Regions from separate parts of the Homo sapiens genome. Here region 1 is linked to region 2. A link is an interaction called in ENCODE POLR2A ChIA-PET data of the cell type or tissue named here. Cell type or tissue: Caco-2. All regions are shown on one strand. Links, peaks and the distances in the headings refer to the core of each region. The heading gives the core; the rest is flanking DNA.

Region 1 (8,688 bases), core at 1,614-6,613, 93 kb before region 2:
CACTGCAACCTCTGCCTCCCGGGTTCAAGCAATTTTCCTGCCTCAGCCTCCTGTTAACCTGGGATTACAGGCACCTGCCACCACGCCCAGCTAATTTTTTGTGTTTTTAATAGAGACGGAGTTTCGCCATGTTGGCCAGGCTGGTCTCAAACTCCTGCCCTCAGGTGATCCAGGCTCCTCAGCCTCCCAAAGTGCTGGGATTATAGGCATGAGCCACCGTCCCAGCTCAATAAGATTTAGAAAGCCAGTAGGATGGTGGTTTCAGGGCCTTATGGAAATGAATTGGAATCGCAGCACCTCCTCTGATTTGCTGTGTGAAACTTGGCAGGTCATTAGCCTCTGAGTCTCAGATTCCCCATCTGTAAAATGAGGGGGATAAAAGTGCCTGTGGCATAGCCCTCTTGGGAAAATTGCAGGACATCAAGTATAAAAAGCCTTTAGTATGTTGCTTTGCTCTCATAAATGCCATCTATTACTATTACTGTTTTATTTTTATGAAAAAAAAGACTCCAAGAGAAAGTTTGATAACAGACTCATTAAGACTAAAAGAGTTTATACCATTTGACCCAAGAATTCTAGGGTTGGAAACCTGTGAATATACTCAAATATAGCAAATATAGCCAACATCAAGAGCTGTGACCAGGAAGACCACACTGGTAGTTAAAATATAGGACGGTTTCCATACTGGTTGGTCAAGAGCTGCCCTTCAATGCCTCTCCCTGGAATCATCTAGGGCTTCCTAGGATCCAGCAACTAACTAAAGGGTTAACACGCAGCTTTATAGTGGATCTCTCTACCCCTGCTTCTTGGACCACACCTAACTATTTGGAAGCTGCCTCCCACCCTCATCTCCTTCACAAGCACCAGGAACTTATTTGTGTGGCTTCATGCACTTTTTTTTTTTTTTTTTTTTTGAGACAGGGTCTCACTCTGTTTCCCAGACTGAAGTGCAGTGGCACGATCTGAGCTTACTGCAACCTTGATCTTCTAAGCTCCTTCCACCTCAGCCTCCCTAGTAGCTAAGACTATAGGCGCACCCCACCATGCCCAACTAATTTTTTTTTTGTATGTGTATTTTTGTAGAGACAGGGTTTCACCATGTTGCCCAGGCTGGTTTCAAACTCCTGGGCTCAAGCAATCCACTAACCTCAGCCTCCCAAAGTGCTGGGATTATGTATTCTTTTTATGGCATAAATCTGTTTGCAATCTAAATGCTTCATAATGGAAGACTAGTTAAATAAATTATGACACGTTCTTCCTGTTGAATATTACACAGCCTTATAAAAAAGAATGAGTTAGCACTAATATGTAGGCATTAAAGACAGATAGGATATATTATTTAGCAACAAAGGGCAAGTCACAAAAGCATATGTATTGTATAATCTCATTGTGCGAAGTAAATTGAACAGACATTTATGGGTGACTATATCTATATAAAACACATTGTACTTAGTTTTTGACTTATTTTTTATTATTTAGAGAGACTAAACATTAGCAGAACAAAGACTACATCTATACATATAGCTTGCTTGTGTGTAGAACATTTCTGTCTACATTTGATAGGTATTGTTATTTTAGATATTGTTACTTCTGGGGTGTGGAGCTGGAATGCAGGTGATGAATGTTCAGACAGTTTTTTTTTCTTTTTTCAACTTTTACTTTAGAATCAGGGAGTACGTGTGCAGGTTCAGACAACTTTTATGTCTCACTTTTTACTTCTGTCCTGTTGAAAATGTTTGGCCCTGAGTATGTGCTGCTAGTATTACTACGTTGCTGTTGTTGCTTTGTAGTGGACAGACTCTGAAAAGACTGTCGAATATTCTGGCCATTAAGAAGGAACAACTTGGCAAGAGTGGCCACCCAGAACCTGGGTGGATGGCCTGCAGCCTACCTCCCCAGTCCTGAGACACTGAGTGCTTGCAACGTGCATGGGAAATGCAGGGTTAATACCCCTTCCCAGGCAGCCTGCTGCCATTGCCTGCAATCCTGTAATTAGGCTAATTACACAGTAGTTTCACAAGTAGGGTGGAAATGTAATTGGCAGCAGGCACCTGAGCTCTCAAAGGTAGAACCTAGAAGGCAGCAGCCTCTGGAGGAGGTGGAGGAGGCAGATGAGGAGAGGAGCTAATTGTGGGGGCTTTATCTAAAAGGATTCTCTCTCCAGACTTCAGAGACTATTCCCAGCAAAGTGGCCCCACTGTGCATTCAAAGGACTGCAACCATGAATGAATCAGTGTAGAAAAGGGGTAAAAAACAAAGTGGGGGCTCTGCCGTCACTGAATTTTTATAAAAGGGGGTTTCTCCATTCATTGAGCAAAAAAGGAGCCTCTAGTCATTGAATAAGTATTACTGGGTTCTTTCAGTGTAAGAAGCTCTTCGGCAAGCCTTGGGGATCAAAGGGAGCACTTTCAAGGAGCTACAGGCCAGTAGATATTAGCCTGTTGAATTATGGACCTGGTCCTGGCTATTTTATAGTAATCTAACATTTACTGAGTACCCACTCTGTGCCAGGCACTGAACCTACTATGTGCCTGGTCCTAGCTATTTTATAATAACATCTAACATTTACTGAGCACCTACTATGTGCCAGGCTATTTATTTATTTATTTATTTATTTTTGAGATGGAGTCTCGCTCTGTCTCCCAGGCTGGAGTACAGTGGTGCAATCTCGGCTCACCGCACCCTCTGCCTCCCGGGTTCAAGCAATTCTTCTACTTCAGCCTCCCAAGTAGCTGGGATTACAGGCACGCGCCACTACACCCAGCTAATTTTTCTATTTTTAGTAGAGATGGTTTTTCGCCATGTTGGCCAGGCTGGCCTGGAACTCCCGACCTCAGGTGATCCGCCCACCTCGGCCTCCCAAAGTGCTGGGATTACAGACATGAGCCACCGCGCCCGGCCCAGACTTTTCTTACATTCATTCATTCAACCTACATCTCTTAATGCGACATACACTACCATTTCACTGGGTCTAGAACATACATTTTTTTTGTCTTTTAACTAGGTTTGCCAGAGTTAGCAAATAAAATACAGGACTCTGATTGCATTTGAAATTAAGATGAATGATGAATAACTTTTTAGTATAGATACACCTCCCAGTAGTACATTTTAAATAGAATATACTTATCCTAAAATATTACTCATTTTTTAAAATCTGAAATTCAAATTTAACTGGTCATCCTGTATTTTATCTGGCACCCCTACTTAAAATATTTCTAAAGCCTATAGGAGTCTTAGATCTGATGGGCTTTTATAATTCGTGACTTTTTTCTTAGTGGTTCACTAAAATAATGTATTTCAGTGGCTTCTTAGATTGGTTGAAATGCAGTATAGTAGCCTCATTTGACAGACGAGTAGACTGAGGCTTACTGAGGTTAATAAACTCTCCCAGGTCACAAAGCCAGTGGCACAGCCAGGATTTCAGCCCAGACAGGCCACTCTAAGACTGCATACAGGCCGGGCGCGGTGGCTCACGCCTGTAATCCCAGCACTTTGGGAGGCCGAGGTGGGCGGATCACGAGGTCAGGAGATCGAGACCATCCTGGTTAACACGGTGAAACCCCGTCTCTACTAAAAATGCAAAAAAAAAATTAGCCGGGCGCGGTGGTGGGAGCCTGTAGTCCCAGCTACTCAGGAGGCTGAGGCAGGAGAATGGCGCGAACCCGGAAGGCGGAGCTTGCAGTGAGTTGAGATCGCGCCACTGCACTCCGGCCTGGGCGACAGAGCGAGACTCTGTCTCAAAAAAAAAAAAAAAAAAAAGACTGCATACATATTACTATCCTTCTAATTAAGAATTCGTATTGTGCCAGGCACAATTCTAGAACTAGAGATATAGCAGGGAAGAAAATAGAAAAAAAAAAAAAAATATATATATATATATATATATATATATATATATATATATATATATATATATATATATATTGCCCTCATGGAGTTTAACCTGACAGTGTTGAAGGCAGAAAATGAATAATTACATTACATAGTATGTTAGAAGGTGATTAAAAAAAAAACTATGGAGAAAAATAAAGGAAACAAGGGAGGGAAACAGAAGGCGATGGGAGCTGTGATCCTAAGTGGGCAGGGGAGTCAGGTATAGTACTCAGTGAAAAGGTGACATTTGAACAAAGACTGGAAGGAGGTAAGAGGAAGCCATGCAAAGGTCTTAGGCGACAGCATCCCCCGCAGAGGGTCAGTGACAAAGCCCAGAGGCCAGGGCACATGTGGGATGTCTGAGGAAGTCAGGGAGACAGGTGTTGAATGAAGGAGAGGGAGAGATGAGGTCAGATGGGCTATGGGGAGTGAAGGGGGATCCTGTAGCGCCATTTTACAGACTTTGGCTTTTAACCTGAGGATAACAGGAAACTTGCCAACTCTGTGGTCTTGGGCAGGTGAATTGATCTGAGCTTTACCGATTTTTCCTCTTCTGTAAAATGGAGCTGATAATATGACCTACCTTGTGGAGCAGTTTTATGAATTAACCAAAAATTATAATGACCAGTATGAGAGGATGACAGATGCCTTGCTGCTGGGTTTATTCTTTTTATTTTTATTTTTACTGGCTTTTTGTTTGTTTTTTTCTGAGACAGGGTCTCACTCTGTCACGCAGCCTGGAATGCAGTGACATAGTCACAGCTTACAGAAGCCTCAACCTTCTGAGCTCAAGTGACCCTCCTGCCACAGCCTCTTGAGTAGCTGGGATTGCAGGCATGCACCACCATGTCCAGCTGATTTTTTTTTATTTATCTTATTTTTTTATTTTTTTGTAGAGACAAAGTTTCACCATGTTACCTGGGCTGGTCTCGAACTCCTGGGCTCAAGCTATCTGCCTACCTCGGCCTCCTAAAGTGCTGGGATTACAGGTGTGAGCCACCATGCCTGTCCTATTTTAATTTAATTTAATTTAATGTTATTTATTTATTTATTTATTTTCGAGACAGGGTTTTACTCTTTCACCCAGGCTGGAGTGCAGTGGTGCAATCTCGGCTCACTGCAACCTTCACCTTCTGGGCTCAAGCCATCCTCCCACTTCAGCCTTCCAAGTAGCTGGGACTACAGGCATGCACACCTGGCTAATTTTTTTTTAATTTTTGTAGATACAGGATTTCACTATGTTGCCCAGACTTGTCTCGAACTCCTGAGCTCAGGCAATCTGCCTGCCTCAGCCTCCCAAAGTGCTGGGATTACAAGTGTGAGCCACTGCGCCCAGCCCTGGGTTTATTATTGTTATACAAATATCAAACTTTTTTTGCACTTTGGCAAGTACCTGGCTTTGTTCATGGGCCCGAAGGAAAGCATATATAAATATACAAATTACACTATATGTATGGCTCATGCAGAGTGGAAAGAATTTTAATATCCTGATGATTCATTGCCTCATCTATTCACTCAACAAACATTTCCTAAGTGCCTCTTCATGCCAGGTTCCGTGCCCCAGGCACTGGGAATTTGAGAAAGAAAGGACAGAGCCTCAGACTCCGGAGAGTTTTGCCTAGAGCATGGGCTGTCACTGGTGGCCCGTGGAGTGGATTTATTCTGTGAATGTGTGTGATTTATCAACTCTGAATGGAGTCATTTTAAAATCTGGAACAACTGCCTTTAAAGATAGACATATGTCAAAAAAAGAAAGTTCAGATTTCCAGTTCTCTTGAAAAATCAGGAGCTCTGGCTACCCTGAGCCCACATTCCTCATAGAAACCAGGCCAGGCCTGAGCAGCAGCTGCACCCTTGGACCCAGCACAGGCTTCCCAGTTCACTCTGGTGCCTTGGTTCCCGGTTCTTCACCCCCAACCCACTTGGTTCATTTCTTAGCCTTCTGTGGAAATTGAGCATTCTACGTATTTGTGTTTTGACCTCCAGGAAAAGTATCACAGCAGATGTAAGGGGCAGGGACAAAGAAGGCCATGATGACTCTGCTGGAGATCCCCAGGATGGCATCACAGAGGGAGGGATGCCAGAACTGAGATTTGGATACACAGCTCAGGAGGCAGGTCAAGGTATTCCAGGCAGAGGCACCACTTGTGCAAAAGCAGAGGGGCAAGCAAGTCTTAACCCCTATCAGTATCATTCACTGCTCCTCATGGATGCCATAGTCAGGTGAGGTCGTTTTCCAAGGCAATATTTTCCACGAGTGCCAGGGTTAAGCGGCTGTCAGTTTGCAAATAAAAACACAAATGGGAAAACTGTATACATTACAATTTTACCATGAAACACACTCAGATTGCATGAGTTTTGCAAAAGAGATGGATCAGAGGAAAGGGACAGGGAGGGAGAACAATGTAATTCATGCAATTTAGGGTTAGGATTATTTCATCACTGAGTGTGTATCCTGGGGTGAGCTGGAGGTCAGAGGCATGAATCCCTGGTTTCCTCAGTGGGGTCCTGTCTCCTTTTTACCTCTCATGGTGACAACGTCTCATTCCACTATGTGTAATTGTAGGGTTTAACGGTACAGAAATTTTGAATGATAGGAACCCAAAACACAACCCACCTTCTACATTTGATGCTGAACAGAAGAAATAGTGAAATGCAACAAAATTCGGGATAAACTGGTGATGTTAGACATTATGATCTCATATGTGTTGTTGTTTACTATAAGAGTACTTCAGAGTAAATAACATGACCAGGAGCAGTGGCTCATGCCTATAATTCCAGCACTTTGGGAGGCTGAGGCAGGCAAATCACTTGAGCCCAGAAGTTCAAGACCAGCCTGGGAAACATAGGGAGACTTTGTCTCTCCAAAAACAACTTTAAAAATTAGCCTGATAAGGCCAGGCATGGTGGCTCACGACTGTAATCCCAGCACTTTGGGAGTCCGAGGTGGGCAGATCACAAGGTCAGGAGTTCGAGACCAGCCTGACCAACATGGTGAAACCCCGTCTCAACTAAAAATACAAAAATTAGCCAGGTGTGGTGGCACACACCTGTAATCCCATCTACTCAGGAGGCTGAGGCAAGAGAATCACTTGAACCCAGGAGGCAGAGGTTGCAGTGAGCCGAGATTATGCCACTACACTCCAGCCTGGGCAACAAAGCGAGACTCCGCCTCAAAAAAATAAATAAATAAAAATTAGCCTGGCATAGGTGGCATGCACCTGTAGTCCCGGTTCTTGGGAGGCTCAGGTGGAGGATCACTTGAGCCCTGGAGTTCAAGACTGCCGTGAGCCATGATCCCACCACTCCACTTCAGCCTGGGTGACAGGGTGAGACTCTGTCTCAAAAAAAAAAAAAAAAAAAAAGTCTCCAGAGTAAATAATGTGAAGCAGGAGGAAATGTGTATTAATGAACTTGAATTTGCAACCCAGAGTGAATTAGTCAGTATTTAAAGTATGGTAATCAGGAACCCACCAGGCAGTGACAGTTGCTTAAGTCTTTCAGATATTATAGGACCCTGCACCAGAGGGTTTGCTGGAAAGGATACTAGAAATAATGTTCACTGCTGAAATGAGTGGTGTTCAAGATACAATTGGATAGAATGTATGGGAGATTGGGTGTGGTGGCTCACACCTGTAATACCAGTAATTTGGGAAGCCAATGCAGGAGGATTGTTTGAGGCCAGGAGTTTGAGACCAGCCCTGGCAATACAGTGAGATCACATCTCTACAAAAGTTTAAAAATTAACTGGACATGGTGACATGCGCCTGTAGTTCCAACTACCCAGGAGACTGACATGAGAGAATTGCTTGATTCCAGGAGTTCAAGGCTGCAGTGAGCTAAGATTGAGCCACTGCACTCCAGCCTGGGCAACAGAGTAAGACCCCGCCTCAGAAAAAAAAAAAAAAAAAGGAAGGAAGGAAGGAATGAAGGGAGGGAGGGAGGGAGGGAGGGTTCCATTATCCTTGCACGGTATAAGAATACAGCAGTCTCTTGAGAGGTCGAGACGGGTGGATCACGAGATCAGGAGATCAAGACCATCCTGGCTAACACGGTGAAACCCCGTCTCTACTAAAAAACAAAAAATTAGCCGGGCTTGGTGGCGGGTGCCTGTAGTCCCAGCTACTCAGGAGGCTGAGGCAGGAGAATGGTGTGAACCTGGGAGGTGGAGCTTGCAGTGAGCCGAGATCGCGCCACCGCACTCCAGCCTGGGGGACAGCGAGGCTCCGTCTCAAAAAAAAGAATACAGCAGTATCCACCTGTTAAGATCTCTAGAGCCATGCTAGAGATATTTATTTTCAATATAATTTATTTAATTGTAAGTTTATATAACCATTTTAATAATGGCTATGTTTAACAATCAGGTCACAAAATTCCTGAAAATTTAACAGTTGGCTCTGGTTGGCCTAAGAGAACTGGCTTCAGCTCCTTGGTGCTGAGCCTGGGCTGCTCTGCCTAAACTCTCTGCCTGTTGGCACTTGATCATCTTTCAGATCTTGGCCAAGCAGTACTTGGTTAAAGAATTCTCAGTGCATTCTGCCACAGCTCGTCACACTTGGGTTAGCTAATTCTATGTACGATTATTGTTTGATTGTTGCTTTGACCGCTTATCATGTCAGCTCCACGAAAGCTGGGGCTTTCATCTATGTTTGTCCTGTCCCCTCCTGTATCTCCCATGCCATTCACAGGGCCTGGTACCCAGGAGGTGCCCAATTAACATCCATTTAAGAAATAAATGGGCTGGGCATGGTGGCTCACACCTGTAATCCCAGCACTTTGGGAGGCCAAGGAGGGTGGCTCACCTGAGGTCAGGAG
Region 2 (8,688 bases), core at 2,048-7,047:
AGGCCAAGGCAGGAGGATCGCTTGCATCCAGGAATTGGCGACCAGCCTGGGCGACATAGTGAGACCCCATTTCCACAAAAAATAAAAAATGAGCCAAGTGTTGTGGTGTGTGCCTATAGTCCCAGCTACTAGGGAGGCTGAAGTGGGAGGATCACTTGAGCCTGGGAGGTTGAGGCTGCAATGAGCTGTGATCACGCCAATGCACTGCAGCCTGGGCAACAGAGTGAGACCCTGTCTCAAAAAAAAAAAGCTCATGAGCTAATGAAATAGTCTTTCTTTCCAAGTGAAATGAAAAACTGGATTTCACAAGTAGCGATCATTGTTTACCAAGAAAAGAAGAAACGATTTTGAAGAATATTGTGAAATGCTGAAAGGCCAGAAAAAAAAAAGTCCTCTTTTCTCATTGGCAGACAGAGGAGATGGGTAAGGTGGCATCTTTCTTCAAAGCCAGTTCAGCCTGGAGATGAATGTGAGAGCTTCAGGGAAAACCAGCTCCTGCTCGGGCCCCCAGAATGATGGGTGAGCTCTGACGGAGACTGAAGCCCACATGAGGCTCTTCTGGTGCCTGCAGTGGATAGACGTGCTGGCTCTCTAAAGAAAGAGCCAGGCAGATGGCTACCAGCTCCAATTACTTTCCAGTCATTTCTCAAGTGTGTAAACTCTCTGGGTGCTATTGTCCTCCGCCCCCCTTTCAGGAGGGTATTAATGCCAGATTAGTGATCTGAAGCAGGCCCTCATGCCTCTGTGGGGCTGCAGACGGGTGCCTCCTTGAACGTGGTGTTTCCAAAACAAGACACTGGCCTCCGAGAATGTGTTTTATCACCTCTCAAGCCTTGAATGGGAAAATTCAGTGGAGATTTGCTTTTCATTATTTTCTCCAAAATGTGTGTGTAACTCCTAGATATTTATTCCCTCAGGAGTACTCCCACACACATGAAATACCGTACAAGTTTATTTGTTGCAGCACTGATTGTAAGAGCACAGGAGCAGAAATTATTTAAATACTCATTCATAGGAGACCGGTGACAGAAATTAATTCATTAAAAGGAATACTATGCAGCAGTTACGGCAAAGAGTGAGGAGGTGCTGGCAGGTACGCAGTGACGCCAAAATCACTGTGAAATAACAACAGCCGGGCATGGAGGCTCGTGCCTGTAATCCCAGCATTTCGGGAGGCCGAGGTGAGAGGATAACATGACATGAGGCCAGGAGTTCGAGACCAGCCTGGCCAACATGGTGAAACCCCATCTCTACTAAAAATACAAAAATTAGCCGGGCATGGTGGCTCATGCCTGTATTCTCAGCTACTTGGGAGGCTGAGGCAGGAGGATCACTTGAACCCAGGAGGCAGAGGTTACAGTGAGCCGAGATCGTGCCACTGCATCTAGCCTGGCGACAGAGGAAGACTCTATCTCAAAAAAAGAAAGAAAAGAAAAGAAAAGAAAATGTACACAATACATACCACAGAGGTTGCTTCCAGATTCATAAAATAACTCGGGAAATATATATGAGAAACTTGAAATAATAAGTTTTCCACAGGGAAGGGACTTGAAAACAGGAGGGAAGACTCAAAACAGGAAGGGACTTGAAAACAGAAGGGAGACTCAAAATCCTTTGTACCTATGAATTTGGTATCATGGCATGTATTCATTAAAAAAACTTATATATATGGTTATCTATACACATACATATATATACATATATATATATATATATATATATATATATATATATATATGTATATATATATAAAAGTTTAAATAGCCAGGCACAGTGGCTCACGCCTGTAATCCCAGCACTTTGAGAGGCCAAGGCAAGCGGATCACAAAGTCAGGAAATCAAGACCATCCTGGCTAACACGGTGAAACCCTGTCTCTACTAAAAATACAAAACATTAGCTGGGTGTGGTGGCACATGCCTGTAGTCCCAGCTACTCGGGACGCTGAGGCAGGAGAATCACTTGAACCCGGGAGGCGGAGGTTGCAGTGAGCCAAGATCGCACCACTACTCTCCAGCCTGGGCAACAGAGTGAGTCTCAAAAAAAAAAAAAAGTTTAAATAATACCTCCCAAAATAAAATGTATGATTATTATTGTATGTATTATTAATTATTATAATATTAAAGCATTGAGGAAGAATGGGAAACATCGTAAACTCTTCTATCTTCTTTGTAGTTCCTTTGGTAGTTTTAGTCTGAAATAATTTGATTTTTACAGACCTACAGCGTTCCCACGGGCCATTCACCCAACTTCCCTAATTATTAACATCTTACGTAATCCTAAGTCATTTACTAAAACTAAGAAATTTACATTGATGAAATACTATTCACTCAGCTTCAGACTTTATTCCAATTTCACCAGCTTTTCAATTAATGTCCTCTTCCTATTCCAGAATCCCACCCAAGACACCACACTGCGCTGAGTCTTCACATCTCCTTGCCTCCTTAAGTCAGAGACAAACTACTGTTTTATCACTGGCGCCATTCTCAGCCAACAGGAAGACTCAGAGGGAAAGAAAATACTTTGATTTTTTCCCTTTTTTTTTTTTTTGAGTCAGAGTCTTGCTCTGTTATCCAGACTGGAGTTCAGTGGCGCGATCTCAGCTCACTGCAGCCTTCCCTTCCTGCGTTCAAACTATTCTCGTGCCTCAGCCTCCCTAGTAGCTAGGATTACAGGCACACACCACCACGCCTGGCTAATTTTTTTTATTTTTAGTAGAGATGGGGTTTCGTCATGTTGGCCAGGATGGTCTCGAACTCCTGACCTCAAGTAATCCACCCGACTCGGTCTCCCAAAGTGCTGGGATTACAGGCATGAGCCATCATCCCCAGCATCCTACTTTTTAAGTGTAATTAAATAATTTTTAAAAAAGAATAATTAGGCCAGTCGCGGTGGCTCACGCCTGTAATCCCAGCACTTTGGGAGGCTGAGGCAGGTGGATCACGAGGTCAGGAATTCAAGACCAGCCTGGCCAACATGGTGAAACCCCATCTCTACTAAAAAATACAAAACTTAGCTGGGCATGGTGGCAGGTGCCTGTAATCCCAGCTACTCGGGAGGCTGAGGCAGGAGAATCGCTTGAACCCAGGCAGCAGAGGTTGCAGTGAGCTGACATCGCACCACTGCACTCCAGCTTGGGCGATAGAGTGAGACTCCATCTCAAAAAAAAAAAAAAAAAAAGAATAATTAATGGTGCAAGCCAGACTTATGAAGAGCTTTATTACGTGTAGGGCCCACCGTAAATGGAAACTCTGGTGCCCCTGGTTCAAATTTGTGAAGGGTTTTAAGACATCAGTATTGAAGCATTAAACCAAGCATGGGGCCTTCTGAGATCAGGGCCCTGTGCAGCTGCCCAGGTTGCATATCCTGGAGCCGACCTTGGCCATGAAGGCCAAACAAAATGTCTTGGGGCCAGACTGGGATCTACCTGGGTGATCAGTTTTCCTGAATTTTGTTTCACACCATAAACTCCCTCAAGAGAAGGGGCTGTGTTTCCTGAAAACCTTCCACATACTCCTTGTCTAGCAGGAGCTCAGGATTAGATGAGAGGAAGATCTGTATGATAGACCTACCTATGATAGATCTAGATTTGCATAGGTGAGGAGAAGCAGACATGCGTAGAGAGCTTCGGTAGCAGCAATGGAGCGTTTAATACTTTATGGGAAAGGAAACAAGTAAACTCTTTTTTTTTTTTTTTTTTTGAGATGGAGTCTCACTCTGTCACCCAGGCTGGAGTACAGTGGCATGATCTCGGCTCACTGCAACCTCTGCCTCCTGGGTTCAAGTGATTCTCTGCCTCAGCCTCCTGAGTAGCTGGGATTGCAGGTGCACGCCACCACGCCCCCGCTAATTTTTGTATTTTTAGTAGAGACGGGGTTTCCCCATGTTGGCCAGGCTGGTCTCAAACTCCTGGCCTCAAGTGATCCTCCCGCCTCGGCCTCCCAAAGTGCTGGGATTATGAGCATGAGCCAGCACACCCGACCAACAAGAAGTAGACTCTTAATCTTGAAGATTACAAAAATAATAATAAAAGGAATTGTCAACATTATCAAGCACTTCTTATGTGCCAGACACTGTTCTGAGCATTTTATATATTCACTCATTTGTTTAACCTTCAAAACAACCCTAAGAGGCAGGGATGATCATGGTACCCATTTTACAGATGAAGAAACTGAGGCACAGTGAAGTTAAGTCACTTGTCCCAGGTCACACAGCTAGGCAACGGTGCAGTCGGGACGCTGTTTAGTTCGTCTGCCTCCAGAGCCAGCACCCTTAGAATGCACTGCTGCAGAATGAATGGCTGGGCTTCCAGGAAGAGGACCATGGCATCCTTAGGCTGGTGCTGGAAGTTGGCCAAGGAAGTTTTTGCCAGCACCAGGTGGGATCAGGGTAATGGGAGGAGGAAACCAATAGGAAATAGATTTTGAAGGAAGAACAGGCAGCCTGGGCAGCTGGGAGGTCTGCAGAGTGGGAAGCAAAGATGGCTTCAGGCGACCCCTAGAGAAACTGGCCTCTAAGCTGCTCTGCCTAAGGCAAGAAAGAAATTCAGAGGCCAGGCGATGTGGCTCAGGTGATCCACCCGCCTCGGACTTTGGGAGGCCGAGGCGGGTGGATCACCTCAAGTCAGAAGTTCAAGACCAGCCGGGCCAACATGGTGAAACCCCGTCTCTACTAAAATACAAAAATTAGCTGGGTGTGGAGACGCGTGCCCGTAATCCGTGCTACTCAGGAGGCTGAGGCAGGAGAATCGCTTGAACCGGGGAGGCGATGGTTGCAGATTGCGCCACTACACTCCAATCTGGGCGACAGAGACTGTCCCAGAAAAAAAAAAGAAAGAAAATAAGGAAATTCAGATCTCTGGAGATAGAGACCAGGGAAGAGAGTTAAGAGGGAAAAACGTGAAGGAGGGAAGTGGAGCCAGCGCCTCTGGGACACCTGTGGAAGAAGAGAAGGAGGGCGAGGAGAAGAGCACAGCGGACAAGAGGAGCTTGTGCGGAAGAAAGGCCGAGGGCGGGTGTGGGAGTTGAGGGGTCTGTGGTGCAATCCCCTCCCCCAGCTCCGCTGCTCAGCTTTCGTCATTCTCACCTGACCTGTCGCATTCCACAGTAGTTGGAGGTGCTGGGTCTTTAGTACAAGCCAGGTGACTGGGGACCACTCCGCACAAGGCAGAGGGGAGGGGCGTTTCAGGGGTCCCAGTGTCTCCCCGACCCCTGGGAGTTTTCTCCACCTCTGCCAGGCACACTTGGTACTATGGGAAGCACCAGGACCCACCTTGGGCTGGGGTTGAAAGGAAGAATTTGATGGTTCTGCGCAGGAGCCCTTGTCCACCCACAGCCCTGGTCCACCTGGTGCGGGGGATTCCTCTTTATCCCATTTGGGGAAGGTTATAGCAAGCAAGGGCAATGGTCCCCTGTCATGGTCATCATTGTCCCCTGCTGCCGATGGCAGGATCAGGTGCAGAGGGGTGCTCAGTGTTTGTTGAGTGCATGAATGAAGTCCAGCAAACACAACTAGACCCGAGGGACTCACTGGGGTTGACAGGCAGGCTCCCTGGGAGGGGAAGGGGCTGCAGGAAGGAGGGGACCTGGGTTTGGGGAAGAATTGGTGCAGAATCCTGCCCCAGGCATGGTGGTGGCTACTCCGGAGGCTGAGGCAGGAGAATTGCTTGAACCCCTGAGGCGGAGGTTGCAGCGAGCCGAGACTGCGCCATTGCACTCCAGCCTGAGCAACAAGAGCGAAACTCCATCTCAAAAATAAATAAATAAATAAAATAAAAATCAAAATCCTGGCCCAGGATCTGGTCCCTAAGCTAAAGTCCCATCGTGGGTGCCGGCTAGTGAGAGAAAGGGAGCATTCGCAGCCTGGCTCACCCCAGCCCCCAGAAAGGCAGAGTCTCTCAAGCACGTGCACATTTGGAGCTGGGTAATTCTTTGTGGGGATTGCTTTGTGCGTTGTCTATTGTGCAGCATCTCAGCACCTTCACCCGCTAGATGACCCATGGTGATCCTCCCCACATTGGGAAAACCAACATGTCTCCAGACACTGCCAAACCAGGCCTCCACGCCTGGCTAATTTTTGTATTTTAGTAGAGACGGGGTTTCAGCATGTTGACCAGCCTTGGAATCGGCCACTGCTTTACGGTAACCTGCCCTCTTCTTTCCTCACCTCCGCGTCACAGACGCCTGGTTTCCAGCAACTCTGGTGGATTTTGCAATCACCAATCTGAGGACATCAGAGGAAAACTGAGACACCACAGGACACCTGAGTTCTCCCGCAAAACCCCTTTCCAGAGTGAGTTCAGTGGAATTCAAGCTGATGGATGTTACATCCACGCTCAAGATACTTTGTCAGTTTGTTGTGGTTGTTAGTGATTCAGCTGCTTTGTTTTAAAAATGAAGACACCAGGGCTCACAGGAGTTAAGTGACCTGCCCAAGTTCACGCAGCTCGCTGCCAAGCAAGCAGACCATTCATTTCTTACCTGCACGAACTAGTGGGAATGCTGCCAAATGATACAATTTTGAGTTGGCGAAGGGCATTCATGTTGGCGCTTTTAACCTCAAAGTGCCTGAAGGGTTAAGTAAAGTACCCTGGGGCCCGCTTTCCATTTCCAGCCTGCTCCCGGGGCTTTCTGTTTTGCTAAATGCCTGAAGGAGGCAGCTTGGCCAGCTGCAGCCTGTTTGGACATAACACTCAGTTGAGGGTCATTGTGATGCTCCTGAAAACAGGGAGAGAGGGAGGGAGGGAAGGAAGGAAGGAAGGGAGGGAAGGAAGGAGGGAGGGAAGTAGGGAGGGAAGAAGGAAGGAAGGGAAGGAGGGAGGAAAACTTCAAGTTCTTCAAACGCATGTATCAGGAATGAAGCAGGCGGGCTGTGGAACCAGTGGACGCCATGAGGCAATGTTTTTACATAAAACAATGAGGAGCAAGTGAGTGAAACTGGTTTGTTTTAAAACATGGTTGTCGTGTGTCATGCACTGTCCTCTCCGAGCCTTACTCACCTCTGTTGGCACGTGTGAGCCAGAGCTCACCCTGAACCTTAGGGATCAGGGTCATGTGTCAGACCAAGCCCCGGGAAGGGCAAGGCCAGAATCAGCATTCACCACCTGGATTGTTCCAGAATCCCAAACAACTCGAGGATGTGGCTCGCCACACTGGCTGCAGACGCCCTCACACTGGTGTTTGTCAGCAGACTCTGGTAAAGGGCTGCTTATGAGTTCCTTCCCAGACCTAGAGACATGTTTCTGCACTAGGCTGTGTGTGTCCCCAGCAGTGGTTCAGGTTGAGTGGGTAGCAGACAAGCAGAGGTAAGGCAACCAGATGCTGCACAGTCATTAAATATGTTTTTGTTGAGCACCTACTGTATACCAGGCACTGTTTTAGTCACTGGAATACAGCTACAGCTAAGTTCCTGCCCTTCCTCCTTGATCTGACAGAGTAGTCCATGGAGACAGTTAATAAACAAATCAATATTTATAATTTGCTCTGTTGCCCAGGCTGGAATGTAGTGACACAATCAGAGGTCACTGCAGCCTCGACCTCCTGGGCTCAGGGCTCAGGTAGTCCTCCCACCTCAGCCTCCCAAGTAGCTGGGACCACAGGCACACACTGCTACACCAGGCTAATATTTTCTGTTATTTAGATGGGGTCTACCCCGTTGCAATCCGTTACCATAAGATGCTGGTAATTCTCATGAGAAAACTGAAGCTGAATCAAGGGCTAGAGAATAACAGAGGGGGGCCATTTTAGGTAAGGGAAACAGGGAAGCCCTCTTGGAAAAGGGTGGGTTGGGGTTTTCTGGATTTTTCTTTTCTTTTTTTTTTTGGAGACAGGATTTCATTCTGTCACCCAGGCTGGATTATAGTGGCATAATCATAGCTCACTGCAGCCTCGACCTCCTGAGCTCAAGCAATCCTCCTCTCACCTCAGTCCTCCCGAGTAGCTGGGACTATATGCATGCATCACCATGCCCGGCTCATTTTATGTATTTTATTTATTTTTGTTTTTTTGAGAAGAAGTCGCACTCTGTCATACAGGCTGGAGTGCAGTGGCACAATCTCGGCTCACTGCAGCCTCCACCTCCAGGGTTCGAGCAATTCTCCTGCCTCAGCCTGCTGAGTATCTGAGATTACAGGCGCATGCCACCACACCTGGCTAATTTTTGTATTTTTAGTAGAGATGGGGTTTCACCATGTTGGCCAGGCTGATCTCGAACTCCTGACCTTGGGTGATCCACCCACCTCGGCCTCCCAAAGTGCTGGGATTACAGGCGTGAGCCACCGTGCCTGGCCTGGCTAATTTTTTATTTTTTGTAGAAACAGGGTCTCGCTATGTTGGTCAGGTTGGTCTCGAACTCCTGGACTCAAGGAATCCTAAGGAGGGAGATTGGAGGCTGTTCTGGAACACATACCATCAATGTCTTAGGTAAGAATGGAGTCCAAGGCCGGGTGCAGTGGCTCGCGCCTGTAATCCCAGCACTTTGGGAGGCCGAGGCAGGCGGATCACAAGGTCAGGAGATCGAGACCATCCTGGCTAACACGGTGAAACCCCATCTCTGCTAAAAATATAAAAAGTTAGCCGGGCGTGGTGGCAGGCGCCTGTAGTCCCAGCTACTCAGGAGATTGAGGCAGGAGAATGGCATGAACCCGGGAGGCAGAGGTTGCAGTGAGCCGAGATCACGCCACTGCACTCCAG

Evidence for each region. ChIA-PET counts read pairs that join two places held together with the same protein. Peaks named below come from ENCODE experiments on the same cell type or tissue, not always from the same donor. Only the 100,000 strongest peaks of a DNase experiment are listed, where the experiment ranks them.
Region 1: POLR2A ChIA-PET joins it to region 2 with 12 read pairs; 4 of 35 experiments call an interaction of 5 or more read pairs at or near these places.

The regions. Positions count from the first base shown.
Region 1 is chr20:53,802,717-53,811,404 of GRCh38, reverse strand. No RefSeq gene overlaps it. Among named protein-coding and RNA genes, the nearest start is that of BCAS1-AS1, 110 kb to the left of the region's middle. In Caco-2, for the core only: no CTCF peak of the experiment used is centred there; a DNase peak (open chromatin) is centred at 4,184.
Region 2 is chr20:53,710,253-53,718,940 of GRCh38, reverse strand. No RefSeq gene overlaps it. Among named protein-coding and RNA genes, the nearest start is that of ZNF217, 120 kb to the right of the region's middle. RefSeq lists a silencer at 3,205-3,405 and enhancers at 4,924-5,825, 5,826-6,726, 6,727-7,628. In Caco-2, for the core only: no CTCF peak of the experiment used is centred there; DNase peaks (open chromatin) are centred at 5,046 and 5,413.